Linked DNA regions of Mus musculus: region 1 is linked to region 2. Evidence: chromatin loops called from intact Hi-C (ENCODE). Cell type or tissue: left cerebral cortex. All regions are shown on one strand. Links, peaks and the distances in the headings refer to the core of each region. The heading gives the core; the rest is flanking DNA. Region 1 overlaps Eea1 (early endosome antigen 1). Region 2 has its middle 7.5 kb from the start of Gm24433.

What was found. A loop is a pair of places that touch in the nucleus more often than their neighbours do. Peaks named below come from ENCODE experiments on the same cell type or tissue, not always from the same donor. Only the 100,000 strongest peaks of a DNase experiment are listed, where the experiment ranks them.
Region 1: a loop joins it to region 2, with 3 times the contacts of the local background. A loop is called at or near these places in 3 of 42 quality-filtered maps.

Annotation. Positions count from the first base shown.
Region 1 is chr10:96,014,987-96,024,462 of GRCm38, reverse strand. It overlaps Eea1 (early endosome antigen 1), which reads right to left. Exons shown (of 29, transcript NM_001001932.3): 14 at 6,254-6,457; 15 at 4,432-4,632; 16 at 2,743-2,856; 17 at 411-566. Among named protein-coding and RNA genes, the nearest start is that of Eea1, 79 kb to the right of the region's middle. In left cerebral cortex, for the core only: no CTCF peak of the experiment used is centred there; a DNase peak (open chromatin) is centred at 5,247.
Region 2 is chr10:95,901,384-95,910,859 of GRCm38, reverse strand. No RefSeq gene overlaps it. Among named protein-coding and RNA genes, the nearest start is that of Gm24433, 7.5 kb to the right of the region's middle. In left cerebral cortex, for the core only: no CTCF peak of the experiment used is centred there; a DNase peak (open chromatin) is centred at 5,991.

The DNA of each region.
Region 1 (9,476 bases), core at 2,735-7,734, 110 kb before region 2:
TCAAAAATGCATTACTAAATTAGACGCAAAGTCCAAAGGATATGGAAAGTTTTAAAAAGAATAAACACCACACCATAGAAGAAATGTTAGATTAGAATAATATGTAGGGAAATGGAAAAATCAAAGGGGAGAAGACATTCTATAACAAGACTTATACTGTTTGGTGTCTCCTGGGATACAATTTCCCTTTACAATAAACTAGCACTATGTTAATTTTTACTTATAAAAGCCACCCATTAATGAAGGAATTGAAAACAAAGATGGAAATATATTAATTGATAAAGTAATTTTTACATTTTTTACCCTTTTGTCTTTCTCTTTTACTTAACAATCTTTGAATCTGTAAAGGCCATCAAACCCCAAAGCTGTTGAGTGGAAAATACGACAAATCCGACTGGTTTTACACAAACCTTAATGTGGCCTTCTAAGTCTTCAACTTTTTGTTCTAAAGAGAGGTGCTTCTCCTTGTGATCCTTAAGGTGGCTTTCCAGCTGAATGCAATGCTCCTGCTTCTCCTGAAACTTTGCAGTGAGCTGATCCAACTGCACACTGACCTTATTTAACTCCTGCAGAAAAACACATTGGAAGTAAATTTGTACCAATCCAATATTCAGTAAAAGTAAAACTGAAAATTATATTTTTATATAAGAAAATATCTCGATAAGCCTTCAGATACATTCAGTGACTTATCAGCCATTTTTTTTATCTACTAACAAAGACTGAGTTGTACATACTGTTAGATACCAAGCTAATTTGTGTAACAGCTAACTGAAAATATTTTAGCTTTATTATTTTATGCATATAAGTTCTGTGCCTATATGCCAGTGTAGGTCAGAAGAGGGTATCAAATCCACTGAAACTGTCAACAGACAGTTGTGAGATGCTATGTGGGCACTGGGAATTGAACCCAGGTCCTCTGTAAGAACAATGAGGGCTCTTAGCCAGTGAGCCAACTCTTCAGCCCTCCACAGCTACAGCCAACCCAGGCCCTCATATATGCTAGGTAAAAACTATGCCACTGAGCTACTTCCACAGCCAGTTAACAGAGTTTCAATACTTTTCTAGAAGTATTATCTAAAGGCTAAAACATATGGCAGATCATTAAACAAGTTAATAGAAGTAACTATTATACTGTAGCTGAATGTTTTCAATTTTCAAAGCACTATCTAGAAATTATATTCCAAAAATATTGTAGTTGTTACATCTGTGACACTTGCTTAAGTCACTAGAATATCCAGTTTCATAGAAAGAATATAATAAAAATTACTAGTACATCTGCCACCCATGGGATTTCAGTGTCAATGTTTTGATAACTTTCCTGCTAGTCTTCTCTGTATATTAATTTCTCTTCTACTTGTTTTATGTACTGATATTAACAGGCTGAGGCTCTGTAGGAGCTAGCATTCCTAGAATGAGAGTGGCCCTGGATTCGATCTCCAGCATTATAGTAAATAAATAATTATGTAAATAATATAAAAATAAGATCCTACTTGCATACTATTTTATTTTAAATTTCTTTATTTTATCACAACAATTTACCATAAAACTTTCTAGTAGTTCTCTAGATTATATGCAGCTGCATAAATTCCCATCTTTTTTGGTATAACTCATTTTTTTTTAGCTATTCAACTTATTACTAATCTATTTTAAATTCCTAGATCACTATTATACTTTCTGTATTTAGTACCAGAGATAAAAATACACTATTTATAGTTATTATTCCCTTAGCATAAAACACTATAAAATATGGGAAATTCTAAATTTTAAAAATTATTTTATTTTTAATTAGCAAAGAAATAGTTTCATTATAGCATTTTCTTAAATACTTTTCTTGATCATCCTTCAAGACTCTTGCCCCTCATTTTCCACTCAATTCTTAAAACATATACACATGCATATACATACATATATACATGTATGTGTATGTATATATATATATGTGTGTATGTATATATATATATATATGTATATATATATATATATATATATATATATATATATATATATCCTTAAACAGCCCCGTCTCACTCACTCACACACACACACACACACACACACACACACACACACACACACACACACACAAACACATACACACTGAGTTTCCCTCTATAGTGACAAATGTATCTCAATATTGTATCAATTTGTAACTGATTCTTAAGGATCCTGAATGGTTTCTAGCACAGTTTTATATTTGTATACAAATGGAGTCTTTGTTACATATGAAATGCTCCAGAGCACAAAATCTGAAAAATCAGGTTTTGGAATATAGAATTCACAGGTTAATAACCCTTAATCAGAAACTTAAGATTTCATGTGCTCTAAATCCGTCATTGTTACTCAAAAAGTTTTGTATTGGGGATATTTTCAATGTCAGATCTTTTGGGTAAGTAATGGTCAGCCTGAATTTCCTTAGTGGTCCACTTCCTGCTTACAAAGTTTTAAATAACAAGGATATTAACAAATCCTCATCATGCAAATGCTAGAAATTGTTTATTGTTTCATCTTTTTGATGTTTGCTCAGGAATTTTGTTAGTAATATTTAGACAGATAAAGAGCACACCTTTATGTGGTTGCTCTTATAAATATTTTCACATTATCATTTCCAACTCTGATCACATGCAAACATTTTTCCAGATGTAAGTAACATGCAAGTACCATAGTTACTTACGTATGATTTCATGTGTATGAAGGGAAGTATTAGTATGTGTACACCAAGCAAAACATCACCAGTCTTCCTACCTGTTGTTTATCCTGTAACGCATGTTGAGCTGTGTCCAAGTGATTCTGAAGATCAGCTCTCTGAGCAGCTTTTGCTGCTTCTGCTGATAGTAATAATTCAGTTTTGGCTTTAATCTGTAACAAAGTTTACAAATTTTTAATTCTATATTTAATTGTTGACTTTCCTTTCTTAAGACATATTGATTTTATCACAAAAGTATTAAAAATTAGGTGCATTAGTAGAAAGTAATAATTGAGACACTGAAAAGCACATATGTGAAATCTCCTAAACAGAAGTGGGTGAGGGAGAAGACTCCTAGTGATGGCCACCTGACAGCAGGAAGCTGTTCCTGTGACACCAACCCACAGTGCTCTGCCCCTTGTGAAGGAAACAGTACCAGGAGTTGGGATACTAGGCTGTGATCCAAGCATGTTAGAGGCAGAGGCAAAAGGATTATGTGCTCTATTCTAGTCTATGTTACATGCTTAGATCCTATCTCTAAAAGACAAATAACTTGTATATTTTTTTCTGAATTATTTTTCAAAAGGACACATCTAACGTCTACCAGTATCACAATCAACTGAACTACGCCATTTCAAGTGGTGGCTCCAAAGATCAAGGGTTTCAGTATGGAGTCCAAACAATAAAACTAAAAGTACATTTAAAATGTACTCTTTCCAGATAACTTCTCATATAAAGAGTTTTCCTTTGATGATCATTAAAAGTCAAGAAATTACATATTGAAAACGTCAGGCTTTCTACTTTGAACAAGAATCAAAGGAGTTAAGAGTTATACTCTCTTTATTAAAAGTAATAAGTACTGAAATAAGTTTAGCACAAGTCACCTCTAATAAAAAAAGCAAAAAGTAGAAAAGATATAAATATATCTGAAATTAAAATGTTTTTAGCAGAGTGAAAATGATACTCATTTAGCTAAGTGAATACAAAAGATGTAAACTATCCATGTTAAGGGTAATTTTAAGCAGAAAAAAAACTTCAAATAATTAATATCTCAATACTTAGTCTGCAGAAATAATGTTGGATAAGGTATATCTCTATACTGAGTTCAAATTAAAAACTAAAGAAAGCTATACTTAAAATAACAGAAGTAATCAACTCACTGACAAAGAACTCATTTTTGTGCAATCAGCTTCATTTACATATAGCAGTTCATTTATCCAATAAACTAAAAATCATGAAATGCTTCAATATATATGTGGCATATTTTCCAAAATCATGTAATCCGTGAAGACGTAAGGGAGCTGAGTACTGGCTGCACCATCATCTCAGAAGATGGGAGGATGGGAGGATGGGAGGAAGACCCACCTCCAGGCCCTTTACATTCATGAAGAGTGGAGACCTGGCTACTACTGCAGCCTACACTGTTGGACGTAGGCATTAAAGCCCTTCCACAGTAAGCTCGCTCTAACAACAGGCTCCTGGGTACTCGCAGACACTGCATGTGCTAACTTACCTTCACACTGTGCTGACAGTCCTACCAGGGAGGACCTTGAAAGTAGGAATCAAAAGTTACACTACAGAAATCACCTGTCCATAGGGAGAAAGAACAGAAATATCTGTGGACAAAGAAAACCTCAAGAAACTACATAATTTAATTTGTGTCATTTTCCACTCAAATGTATGCAAAAAACACGTGTATGGTCTAAAACGATGTTTTATACATACAAACTCATGGCACAGCATATTACCTGTATGTCAAGCTGCGAGACCTTCTCCTTGCTTTCATTTAACTGACTGCTTAGTTCACTGACACTGGTTTCCAGAGAAAGAACACGGTCTTGTGCAGCTCGAAGATGTGCCTTCTGTTCCTGTACCTGGTCATGCAAGTTCTCCTCGGCTTGTTTATGGCTTTCCGACTGATTCTTCAGCTTCTCCGTCAGTTGAGTTAGCTAGTACACATGCAAGAGTCTAATTACAAAGTTTGCAAACCACAACAAAAATGAAGACACTCAAACCAAACTACCCTCAGAATTCTGAATTGCCCTATAACAGGTAATTGCAAGGTTTTTCAAGTAAAAATGTTCAAACCTTTCATAACAAGCCAGTATAATAAGCCCAAATCCTAGGAACATCAAATTCAGCTAGATATTATTATTTTTAGATAATCTCTATTTAACTAGAGTTTATATGCAATAAAACTCACCTAACTTAAGTATCAAATCTGAGATCTGATAAGGTGCACACTCAGTAAAGAATGTTTCCCCTACACAAAGCTATTTCACATGGGCCCTGTAGTCACCCTCGCCCCCGCAGCTCCCCACTGACCTGATAACAAAGGGCTCCTTGCCACTGTCAGTATCTCTAAGCTCTCAGACAAATTATACTGTTTTTAGGTTGACTTTACCTTTGTAATGTTGTATTTTCAAAAGCATACATTTTAAAAATGTAGATGAAACCTAATTCATCTGATATTTCCTTTCATGTACATGGGAGGTTTTTTAAATCTACAGATGCATTTTAATGAGTCATCCTCCTCACTACTCTCAGCCAGCCTATGAGATGCTGCCCCACGGAGACGCGGGTCTCTCTTCTCTGCTTCATTTTGAATGCTTCCAACTGTCCTGCTTTTCTGTTCATTGATGCCTTTTTCCAGTGTTAGTTTCTACTCAAGTATTTTACCCGTTTTATCTTTAGCAGTTCTATATGGGTGTTCTGCCCATATAGAATATATAGTTCATGCCCACTTCTAGTCACATTATTATGGTTTGTCCTTCACACCCATAATCACTAGAAGGTATTGTAAAGTACTTGTCTGATGAGGCCTCATCAGCTGAGTTTGTATGTGAGATCTCAGTCTTAAAACAAAACGGAAACTAAGAAAACAACTAAACAGGACATGTGGCAGGAATTCATGTTACACTCTAGCTCCCCAATTAGCACCTACTATTACTTAATTTTTCCAAAACATCAGATATAAAATATTTTCAGTTATTTATTTACCTATTTTTAATAAAATATCACTAGATAGCCCTAACTGGCATGAAACTTGATATGTAGACCAGCCTAGTTTTGCACTCACAAAGATCTGCCTGCCTCTGCCTCCCAAGTGCTAGGACTAAATATGTGTACCACTGCACCCCGCTTCAGTTAAGATTTTTATATATTTCTATTAAACTGTTTATATATTTTGGAATAACAATTTATTAAAACTATTAGGAAGCTTTATATTATCCAAAGACAAATACATTATCAAAACATAAATAACCATTGAGTTTTAAATATTATACAATACTCAGTAATAGCAAACATTTGATTCTAACATTTAACTTATTAATTCATCACTCATTTCTTTTTTTAAACATCCTAGGACATGAACTACACACATCTTTTATCAAAGCACTGTACAGGCCTTCAATACATAGTGACCTACCTTGATGATAAATATATGATATAAAAAATAACATTTTAAAACAAGTAAGAAAGGTCAGGATCATGAATTTCCTTGACAAACAGCTGCCATAGCTCCCGGGGACTAGGGTAAAGTTAGAACCGTCAAGTTCACAAGCATACCTGCTGCTGCAGTGCATGATTTTTCTCTTGTAACTGGTTAAGAACAGCAGTCTCTCCTTCACCGGCCTGGATTTTTGCATAAAGATCTTCTCTTTCCTTTTCTAGTAAGGAAACGCTTTCTTTACCCTTCTGCAGCAAGGCTTCAAGGTTCTGGATCTTTTGGTCCTTATCTCCAATCTGACGTAACACTTGCTCCAAATCATTCTAAAAGAGTTAAAATTACTATTTTAAGAATGGAAAATTTAAAAAGTTATTCCTTAAACACAAAATGACTAATTGTAAATTTAATTGTTCAAAGTATTAGTCCTACATCTTAAAACAATTACATTTTCTTGTAGCAAATTAATTAAAACCACGTATTTAATAAGTCTACATTATTTATAAGCATAAATTTAGCAAAACCATTTACACCACCTTTTCCTGAGACTCTGACCTTATTTCCTACACTGCTGGCCCTTTTCAGACACATGGGACTCACTCAGTGACAACCCTGGCTCACTCCTACCTCCGGGCCTTTGGACTAGTGACCACTGCCTTAAATGTTTCCTAACACCCAAGTGATTCCCTCCCTCCTCTCCAAATGTTTGCTCAAGTGTCACCTTCTAGGTGGAGCTGTCCTGCCCATGCATTTCCACCCGTAGCCTTTTGCAACAGTCTCTATGCTGGTTTCTCTACTGTACTGCACTTAGCTCAGCACAGTAGAGCTTAGTTATTTCTCTCATGTTTATTTACTTCCTTCTACCTCCCACTACAACATAAGGCACAGAATATAAATACATTGTCTTTCTTCTTCATTAGTATATATCCAAGACACATGACACTGTTGCTCTGAAATAAACACTGAATGAAAACAACCAGTGCAGCTGGGTGTAGTGTGGCAAACACCTTTGATCCTAGCACTTAGGACACAGAAGCAGGTAGATCTCTGAGTTCCAGCCAGGTCTACAGAGTGAGTACCAGGACAGCCAGGGCTACACAGAGACCCTGTCTTACACTGGCCCTCCCCCGGCCCACCCCCACATCACTGCACTCTCACACATATATACTTATGCAAGCTTACTTCTATGCCCAGTAGGACTCCTCTAAATCAGCAAAGCCCTCTTCTTCCTCAATATCCTGCAATAGATGACATCTGCAACATCTACTTTCTACCCAGAATACAGCCCCAGCTTTACAGGTAGGCCATGCAGTGTTAGCGGCAAGTAGGCACCAGCATCTTGAATGATTTAAAAGTTGATCACTGTCAAGTGGGCTTCTCATTTCTCTAAGCTTCAGTTATGAAGAATGACACCACCTACTTGCTCTCAGCTTTTGCTCCGGCCACCAAGAACTCCTCTCACCACCTTTGACTACTCTTCTGGCATCCAAGTTCCCCAGGGCAAAGCTTTCTGCAGAAGTCACGGTTTTCATTCTCCATTGAAATCAGGTTTTCCCTTCCCGGATCCTGTTTACCCATCTCCCTCTCTAACCGGCCATCAGACTAGTCCTGTAGGCAAGCAGAGGAGGCCGCCTACCCCTGCTTTTGTCACTGCCATCCTCCTCGTAGATAAGCCTGTGCTGGTTTGGAAGTGTGGTAAATCTCCAACCCAAATAAGCCCAAGCAATGAAAACACAACTCGATTAATCTGAACACAGGCTTTGCACCTAGATTGGGCAGATCTACCACTTCACTACTATTTTCCCCATATAAGAGACCCCTTAGAACTTGTGCTTTCTCCAGTCCAGGTGCTTCTGCTCCACTTTCCTTCCTCCTCCTCCTCTGTCATCCCCACTTTCTTTCCTTTCCTCCCAAAACCTTCAGCTCCACCTTCCCCTCTCTCTCCACCCAATCACTGGCTCTAGCCTTTATTTACAAATTAAGGTGGGAAGCAGGTTTACAGGAAATCACCTGAGTGCTGACTCCTTCCTTGTTCACAGCCCCTCCCAGGAGAACGGAGTTACCATCATCTATGATTAGCCCAGGGCTGTCTGCAGCATTGCCACCCTTGACAGTTTATTGCTACCTGTAAATCCCTGAAGTCACTCAAGAAGTAAGACTTGATGATTTAGTCTTTGTCTTATTCTCAATTTCTGCAAACTTCCCACAAAATATAAAACACAGACAGAATTAACAGTGCACTCTCAACATTCATATTAACTTAATTCCTCACCAGAACTCATTCTATACTGCAATCACACAAGGATTTTGCAATAGTCTGAAATCAGGAAAACTAAAAAGTATGACTGTCTTACTCAGTGACCACAACTTCCTATCTGCTGATTGCATGACCTCATCTTCAATGCCTATCACTTCAGTCTCCTTCCAGCTGATTCATGTTAGCCTAGCTTTTCTTTCTAAACCTCAAACTTTTCTTGTAGTTCATTTCCTGTCACCTCAAAATACCCCAGACAACCACCCCACAAAATACCAACTCCAGATCAGTACTGCAATCTGTCCCTTTCCTCCCATACTTCTGAAAAGTGCTAGAATAAAGGCACAGATTTCCATAGAGTGTCTGAGTTCCACTCGCCAGTAACCACACAGAATAATCATCTCAGTGGTTTTATTTCCAGCTGTGTCTCCACCTACAGTTAACTCTGAGACACCAGGTAAGAAAACCCTCTTAGCTGTTGACCTCTACCAAAGTTTTCATTTTCATTTCTTTCCTACTCTTAACAGTAAAATCCCAGGGTAACCTACAGTTATACAATCCAGCTTAACCCCCATCGCCTTGAAATCCTATCAGGTGTTCATCTCTGCCAAATTGTTCTTACCAAGGCCCAAAACCTCCATGTTGCAAATCTAACAAGTATCTCAGTTTTCTTGAGCTAGGAAAAGAAATATAAACTATTTTTACAACTTAAATGTAAATTATATGAAAAGCGGGTAGAAACTAGAGGAAAATTTGGTTTAGGAAGAATTTTTGAGAAATAAAGAGATATGTAGGAATAGGTTTCTTGTTCATGACACTTATTAAAAAATGCTGGAAGATAAGTGACTAAAGGAATCAGATGATAAGACACTATGGTACCTCCACAGTGGGCAGTATATGTGGGCTTATCCACTGAAGCTCGAAAGACAGAAGGAAGTGTCAAGGGTCACATTCAGACAGAGGAGGCAAATATGGGCACAGGCAGACACGGTGCAATAGGAAAAAGAATAGAAAGTCAAGGTAGATCACTTAAGAAAAAAATCTCACATATCAGGATGTAATTGTAGGTAATAATAGGCCAGGATCAGCCA
Region 2 (9,476 bases), core at 2,922-7,921:
ACAAGGCATTTACAACACCCAACAAAAATGTGCAGGTAGCCTAATTGGGAGAGGGAACAAAAGTAATGTCATCAAATCAGGGGCTCATAGGGCTCAGCAGAAACCGATTTCGTGGCGCTGAAACAATCTCTCCTAGTTATCAAGGTACAGGGTTCTTAACACCTTTAACTGTTTGTGGTTCTCCTTTCTCCCAGTTACAGAGGTGGGGCCCAGCCTCACCCAGAGCAGGGTGCCTTGGAGGACACTTGACATAACCATGCTGAAGTTCAGACGAGGTGGCTTCTTTCACTCTTATGGGCTGTTTTGGACAGGCTCAAACAGGTTGTAACAACTTACAGTATGGTTTATATCACAGTACCCTTTCTTACAGAAAACCTTTCCTTCTAAAAAGAAGGTAAACAAAAGTAAATAGCCAGAGACAAGCTCAAGAAGGAATCCTACGGGCAATGTTTAATAAAAAGATGCCAGGGCTAGGAAAATGGCGTATAAGATAAAGTGCTTGCTAGGTAGGCATGAGGATGGTATGCATTCAGATCCCACCCAACTAAATCGAGATGCACTAGATCTCTTCATTGCAGCGCTCCTATGTGGGAGGCACAGGCAAGAAAATCCCTGGAGGTTGATGTGCTAGCTAGCCTGGATTGCAAACCCACAAATGATAAGGTACCCTGTTTCGAATTAGGTGGAAGTTGAGGATCAACACCCACGGTTATCCTCCGACCTCTCACATATGTACTGTCGCACACCTGCACTCACACATTAACACACACGGGGGGGGGGGGGGGATGAAGGAGGACACAGGGGAGAAGGAGGAGGGGGAAGAGGAAGACGAAGGGAAGTAGTAGTATAGTGGTGAATTAGTTAAACCTCTTTGGTTCCCAGTGTGCTGCACCTGCCCAAGAGCTCTCTGGATTCTCAAATGAAACACACACACAAGCACACGCATGCGCACGCACACGCACGGGCACAGCAGTTAATTTTGATATGCCTTGACTAGTTCAATGGCTGGGCTCCTCTAAACCTCCCTGTTGCTACCAAACACTCCCCTCTAGTATTCCTAGCTTAACACCTTCTAAATCTATATTTTATCTTTGCTGCCCAGTTAGCTTCTGAGCAGCCCCACCCCCATTGGGCTGCATTCCCTATCCACCTACATTGTGAGATGGTTTCTCTCCTGCAGCTCTCTTAAATCTGATTCCTCTGCCTCTGAGTCATGCCAATTCTCTCTCTCTCTCTCTCTCTCTCTCTCTCTCTCTCTCTCTCTCTCTCTCTCTCTCTAAGTCTCACCCTGTCTCCTTACCCAACCATTGGCTGTATGGCAATTCTTTATTATCAATTGAAGCCAGCTGGGGGCAGGGACCCTCAGGTCTAGAAGCACAGCTTTTGGGAGCTGAGATAAGACAAATCATTAGAACCAATTCCCAACATAGTAGTTGTAGTGGTGGTGGTAGTACTAGTACTAGTACCACCAGCAGCAGCAGCAGCAACAGCAACAGCGGTGTCCTCTTCCATGAAGAGGCAGGAGGGGAGGGAAATGATAATACAGATTCTAGCTACCATGGTTCTTTTTGATCACCTTCAAATTTCTTGTTGAAAAATACAATGAGATGGAATTTAAATTTTTTCCTTAGTCTCTTGATAAAATATTGAGGCCTATATTTTATCATAGACTTATTATGTAAAACTCTCAAAGCATTTATATTTGGATCATAAATTAAGGGGCTGAAGTCCACCATTAAGGGAAAGGCAGAGGCAGGCATTCGAGGCAGCTGCTCACACTGCCTTCACAGTTAGGAAGCAGAACACTGAGCTCGAGTCTTCAGCTCGCTCTCCTTTTTCTCAGCCTGGGCCCTGAGCCCAGGGGACGATGCATCCACACTTAGGGTGGTTCTGCCTTCCTCAGTTAAGCCTCTCTGGAGATACCTTCATGCATACACCCAAAGGTCTGTCTCTGTCTCCTAGGTGATTCCCAACCCCCAGTCCGTTGACGATGAAGATAACCATTGCATCCTGTGGCTTTGTTTTTGACCAGTTGGTATTTTAAAGATTTAAAGATTTGTTTCCAGTTACCTTTCTGTCATTTGTGTCTAGTTTTATTTCCTCTGACTCAAAGGCATATTTTTATTTTTTGCTTAGACCCAGGATGTTTTAATCCATACCAATTAGATCAACCTGATTGGTCTTCACCTAATCACAGACTAGCTTGCAAAATTGTATCTGACATGAGTTCAACTCTTCCATTTCATTGATACAATGGTTGTTTTGCACTGTGCTCTCCTGTGCAATCTGGACTATTATGGGATTTTTATTACTATCATAACATTTTAGTTTTTGAGAATTGTATACATTTAAATTGTATACATTTAAACAATGAAATATGATTATATCTTCTCCCAGTTTCTCCTTTTCACCCTTCAGTTTTCCCCAATACCTCCCCCGACCAATTTTATATCCTTTTCTTTTAAAAAAAAAAAAGAAAAGAAAATTAACCCAGCCAGGCATGGTAGAGCACACCTTTAAGCCCAGTAGTCAGGAGGCAGAGGCAGGTGGATCTCTGTGAGTCTGAAGTCAGCTTGGTCTACAAAGAGAGTTCTAGGACAGCCAGTGTTACACGGAGAAACCCTGTCTTAGAAAAAATGTATATCCCATTATACATATCATGTATAAATCCATTATATATAATATGTATATATATATATATACATATGTATATGATATGCATATATGTGTATGTATGTATATACATATTCATACTTAAAATACTTTGTTTTTCAGTACACACACACACACACACACACATATATATATCCAAGTAGTACTTCTTAATGTGCATGGGTGTGGTCCAACCATGGGAGAACATGGACAACCTACCAGTATCCATACCCCAGAGAAGAAAGATTGTCTCTCTTCCAGAAGGTATTAACTACCAGTACTTCTTCAGGTAGATTGAACATGTGAGCCCCTTATCCATATGCATACTATTTTTGTTTTAGACTATCACCCAACATTTTTGTGCAACTAGAATTTTCAAAAGAATTTTGCACTTATCTGCCAATCCTGACCTTTCTGACACTCCTTATTTCCTGAGCAGATCCAAGTCCTTGTCCAATAGACTACTGCTTCTGGCTGAAGATATTTCTGTACCATTTCTTAGAATAGCATAGCTGTGTATAATTAATAATTTGGAGTTTTGCTTGTTCAACGATCTGTCTATAGATTCTTGATTTGTGGGGAGATGTTTTTGAGAGTCTTCTGACTTGCAATGTTTCAGACAAGAACACCCCAGCTCCTAGCTCTGTGTACCTGGAATGGGCCTCTTCCTCGGTGCTTTCTAGGTGTGCCTTTATGCTTGGTTTGCACTGGTTTGAAAGCAATGCATGCAGGTGTCAGTGCTGTGTGGAGAGAGGAGCAGCTGCTTCTTAGAGCAGTGCTCTTTAGCCTGTGTTATTCAATCTCTCAAGTTCCCACTGAAATTTACTGAAATGAATAGATCCATGGTAAAGTCTGTTTCTATATTCCAAACAAGCTATCAGATGAAAACCATGTAGGCAAGGCCTCTCAGAACATGTTGTCAGGTGCAGTAAAGGAGAGCAATTTACCTGTCATGTTTCTTTTTTTTTTTTTTCCATTTTTTATTAGGTATTTAACTCATTTACATTTCCAATGCTATACCAAAAGTCCCCCATATCCACCCACCCCCACTCCCCTGCCCACCCACTCCCCCTTTTTGGCCCTGGTATTCCCCTGTACTGGGGCATATAAAGTTTGCAAGTCCAATGGGCCTCTCTTTCCAGTGATGGCCGACTAGGCCATCTTTTGATATATATGCAGCTAGAGTCAAGAGCTCCGGGGTACTGGTTAGCTCATAATGTTGTTCCACCTATAGGGTTGCAGATCCCTTTAGCTCCTTGGCTACTTTCTCTAGCTCCTCCATTGGGAGCCCTATGATCCATCCATTAGCTGACTGTGAGCATCCACTTCTGTGTTTGCTGGGCCCCGGCATAGTCTCACAAGAGACAGCTACATCTGCGTCCTTTCAATAAAATCTTGCTAGTGTATGCAATGGCCTGTCATGTTTCTTACTGATCAAGTTCACATCACAGGATCTTATTACCCTCCCACCCCCACTACCATATTTTAGATTGTATTACCAGCCCTACAGATAGCCATTGAGAACGTAACTCTATCTGGATCCAGGTAACTCTATCTGGAGCCTTGGAAGCTGACAGAACCATTAGTTTTCGAAAGTGAGAAAATGGTCCTAGAGCCCACAAGAATGGCTAAAGTCAGAGGCAGGTTCTAGCTTTGATGCTTAGCATGGCAAATGAATGAATGAATGAATGGTGAATTCAGTCAGCCATCACTGGAAAAAGAGGCCCTTTGGACTTGCAAACTTTATATGCCCCAGTACAGGGGAACGCCAGGGCCAAAAAGGGGGAGTGGGTGGGTAGGGGATGGGGGGGTGGGTATGGGGGACTTTTGGGATAGCATTGGAAATGTAAACGAGGAAAATACCTAATAAAAAAGAGAGAGAGAAAAAAAAAGAATATTGTAGAAATTAAACACCAAAGAAATAAAGCTGCCAGTCAACAACAACAACAACAACAACAAAAAGTGGTAAGGGGCTTACTTACAGTGCCAGGCCCTGAGTTCAATCCTTAAGGCAAACAAAACAAACAAACAAAAACAATAAAACTAAAACAATATCAGTCCTAGGCTGGAGTTTTAGCCCTGCTGGTAGAATCCTTCTTAGTATGTGCCAAAGCTCTGGGTTTGATCTCCATATGTCATACACACAGCACAGCAGTGCATACCTATGACCCCAACACACAGCAGCGCATACCTATGATCCCAGCAATTGGGAAGAGAACCAGTAGTTCAAAGTCATTCTCACTTACATAGTGAGTTTGAGAGTTCAAGAACAGCCTAAGATATGAAAACCCTGTCTCTAAAACAAAACAGAACCAAATACCAAAAGAATACCCTTTAAAGGCATGATCCAGAAGTGGCATAGACATCTACTCACATCCAGATGACAAGAAACGTCTTTAGCTGCCAGAAAGACAGGAAAGGACCAGATTTAGACATGTGCTCTTCCAAAATCTCATAGTCACAGAGACTATGGTAGAATTTGAAGAGAACAGGCATTGAAGAAGCATTTGCCTCTGCCTCAGCAATGCATACAACAGTTTTGCCCAGATCATGTTCAAGAGCCTGAGTAAACTCTACTAACACTTCATATATGCCAAAGTTCAGAGGCCAAGCCAATGCACAAAAGAGTATCAAGTATCAAGGACAACCTGGTGGACAGTCTGTCCATATTGCTAAATCACCTTCAGAAACATACCAGTACCATCCTTATCATCCTTTTCATTCTTGTGATGTTGTATCCCAAGCATGTCCTGCTCCGCGTGCTACAGGGGCTCCTCTCCTCATTCTTCTTCCTGAGTGTGGTCCTGGATAATCAGACTTTCCAGAAGCAAAGCTTATACGAAGGGGAATTCCATGCCTGTCATTCTAGTGATTGGAGACAGGGAGATTATAAATCCTTGGCCAGCTTCAGCTACACAGAGAAAGATAACCATCAGGTACTATTATTCTCTAATGGGCTACTGTGCTTTTCACAATCAACCTTCAGAAAGATAGCCTTTGTGAAAGGCAGGAAAATGACATGAATGAGGGAAGGAAAATAAAATGATCAGAAAGCACACGAGAAAACATCACATTACCAAATGGCAAAGATAACTGATGTGGGGACAGTGAGATGACACAGTGGTAAAGGGAATATTGGGGCCTCCTTTTGGGGTTCTTAATGTTATTAGTAAAAGAATTTTAAAAGAAACTAAAATGGAATTGTTGTGGGAAATAGTAAAAAGAACGGCAAGTTCCAGTTCTTCACCCAGCTATTCTCAGCCCCGGCCGTCTTGCCAGCCAGTTCTTATCTTGTGGAGAATTTCTGACTCAGAGCTCCAAAATCTCTCCACCCAGCTTGCTAAGTTCCCACTGATGGGTTGCTACTATGCCTGCCCCATGCTTCCCACGGCCTTTGCAGTGTACATCTGGCAAACCCACGCTTTGTCTCCATACCTTTCTCTCTTAAACCCAGTTGATCCACTGCATGAAGGAAAATGCCACACAAACTTAGTTCAGAAACAATGGCACAACAACGAGAATCCCAATCTTGTAAACCATATTAAATATAAATCCTCCGATGCCAAATCAAACCGGAAACACTAATAGCTACATGTTGCCCTCTCACTAACACTGTCCAAAAAGCCCCTAACTCTCTCCTGCTTCCTCTCTTCCTCCATCCAACCCGGAAGTCCCCCAATACTTGCCTAGTGATTGATTCCTTTATTCATTAGGAGATGGTTCATAAGAAGTCACCTGAGTATGTGACTCAGTCCTCATTCCAGACAGCTCCTCCAGGGAAAGCAGAACTAACATCAAAATACAACAGCTCCAGGGCCATCCATAACATGGAAGCTCAAGGATAATTTCAACAGAGTTCGAAAAAAAAAAAAAACACAGGGCAAGCAAGCTGTTGTCCAGAGGAGAAGGCAGGCAAGAAGGGAGAGCCATGCTATGTAAGCTGGTGTGGTGGTCAGACACATGGCCCACAAGTCAGGGAGGGAAGAAGTTTGAGAGAAAGAGCACGGAAGTCCAAAATGTTGGGAGGAAAGTCCAAAGTGTTAAGGAAAATGTGCTTAGAAAACATAGAAGATAGGGAAATGTTAGAATTTTCTGGATAATTTAGAAAAATGGACAGACTAATGACCTTACATGGTTACAACTCACAAGCTTCTGCAATAGGAAGAGGATGCTGGGAAGGAAAAGTACAGGAGCTCAATAAAGAATGAATTATTCAGTCTCTGCTCCACTCTTTGTCCCTGTATTTCCTTTAGACAGGAGGAATTCAGGGTTAAAATTTTGGAGACGGATGGGTGGCCCCATCCCTCAACCAGGGTGAGGGAGCATGCCTAACCTCTGGATATGGTCTCGACAGGTTCTCTCTCCCCTTTGTGGGGTATTTCAGCTAATGTCATCCCGTAGGGTCCTGGGAGGCTCTTGCTTTCCTGGCATCTGGGACTTTCTGGTTGCTATTCCCAGTTCCCCATCCCCCATTGCTACAGACCTCTGTTCAATTTCCTCTCTGTACATCTCCTCTATCTCCTCCCATACCTGATTCTTCCCCCCCCCCCCCCCCACACACTCTTCTCTTCCTCCCAAGTCTCTCCCACCCGCTACTTCAGGAACAAAGTGTGGAGCAGAGACTGAAGAAAAGGCCATCCAGAGACTTCCCTACCTGGAGATCCCTCCCACATACAGTTACCAAACCCAGACACTATTACTGATGCCAAGAAGTGCATACTGACTGAAGCCTGTCTCCTCAGAGACTCTGCCAGAGCCTGACAAATACAGATGGGGATGCTTGCAGCCAACCATCGGACTGAGCACGGGGACCCCAATGGAGGAGTTAGGGGAAGGACTGAGGAGCTGAAGGGACCTTATCTGGCATCAATGGAGGGGGGCCCTTGGTCCTGTGAAGGCTTGATACCCCACTGTAGAGGAATGCTAGGGTGGTGAGGCAGGAGTGGGTGGGGGAGTAGACTAAGGGGTGGGGGTGGAATAGGGAGTTTGCTGAGGGGAAACTGGGAAAGGGGATAATACTAGAAATGTAAATAAATAAAATATCCAATTTTAAAAAAGAATGAATTATTTACCAGTCTCTTTAGCATGGCCTAAGATGAGTCTGCTTTCCTAGAGGTCTTCCCTTAGCCAAAGCGATTGAGCCCACCCAACTGGAAAGCTAGGACTCCGTATAGGCCCAAGATGCCATTCTCTTGACCAGGAGATTGTTCTACTCTAATCCTGAAGCCCATGTAAAGTTGGAAGAAGAGAACTTACTCCACAAGGTTTTCCTTTGACCTCTGCACATACTGAGTATGGCATGGGCATGCACACGTGCACACAAACATAATGAAAATGAAATTTAAAAAGTCTTCTCTCTCTTTCTTTCCTCCAAGATACTTCTCTTCTATTCTGACTGTCAGGAAAGTATTTGATGATTGCTTCCACTTGATAATTATATCTCCTGAGATGACACCAGAACATTCTAGCCTTGTTTGCCACAAAGGATGAAATCAGAGGGCTACTGAGATCAGGCAACGTCCTGCTCCATTACTTTTTATTGTGTAAAATAGTATTGCAACACCACCCATCCAGGACTACTCTTAAGGCACAAACTGATAGCTTATTCCTAAAAGTGAAAAACGTGTCAGACTATAAATTTATCAAAATTAATTGGGACCATATGACCAGATCGATATATTTTAGTCACATTATAAAAGTATCATATCAGGGATACCATATTTAAGAACTTACATTTCAGAACAAGGAAAGGGTACAACACCTTCACCTGGACTCCATAAAAAGGAGGAGACACCAGACTGATGCTGAGACAGCTCCCAGTGATCCATGTTGTCTGACTCTTCAGTGTATGCATAAGGGGGTGAACAGGAAGAGGACTCCCAACTATCCTTTCAGGTTAGTCAGCAACCACCTTCTATCCCTCTACACATCCACTTGTCTGTGTGCTTGTTGTACATCAGGACCTGCCATGCATTTGTCTACCCTCTCATCCATCTGGACTTACTCCTGCCCTTCATGCTCTACAACTTTTTCAGTCTGGCATCTTACTTCTACAGCTCCACTTAACCCTGAAACTTGGCTTAACGGTGATGCTGAGGCTTGACTGAAGTGGCTTCTCCAACAGAGTTTAATTAGCTCGTTCTCACAGATTTTTTTTTGCATCAGCTTTCTGCTTGCCTCTTTAATACGTTGTTTGCACGTGCCATATGATATGTAACATACAATCTAAGAGTTCATCTTAGTAGCTAAAAATCATAATTGAAGAATCTGTGTTTGCTTCAGCCAGCTATTGAGGGCGTCAGAACTACTTGGCAAATGCTGCCAGTAAAATGGATGTAACTGTAATTTTTTTGTTATTCAAAACATCTGACATACATTGTAGACAGGCACAAAGGTATCTGTCCACGTGCCTGACACAGCATGTTCATGACAGGGATCCTTAAGATTCATGGACCGAGGAGCTGAGTAGTTAAAAACAAACTGTGTTCTGCACACACGCTCATGCACACGCGCACACATCACACTCTCATTAGGTAGCCCTGGTTGACCTGGAACTCACTATGTAGACCAGTTGGCCTAAAACTCACAGAGATTAGGAGATTTCTTCCCCCATGGGTTCTGTGTACAGCGAAGAGTGCCATGGTGTATGTAGAAATCAGAATACAACTTTTTGGCCAACTCAGGTCATCAGGCTTGGTGGCAATGCCTTTACACACTGAGTCACTTCACTAACATTGATAACCAAATAGTTTTAAGACAGGGCTGCTAGGTTAAAAGACGTGAGCAGATGCACTCAGTTAATCCAGTTAACAATTAAATCTTTA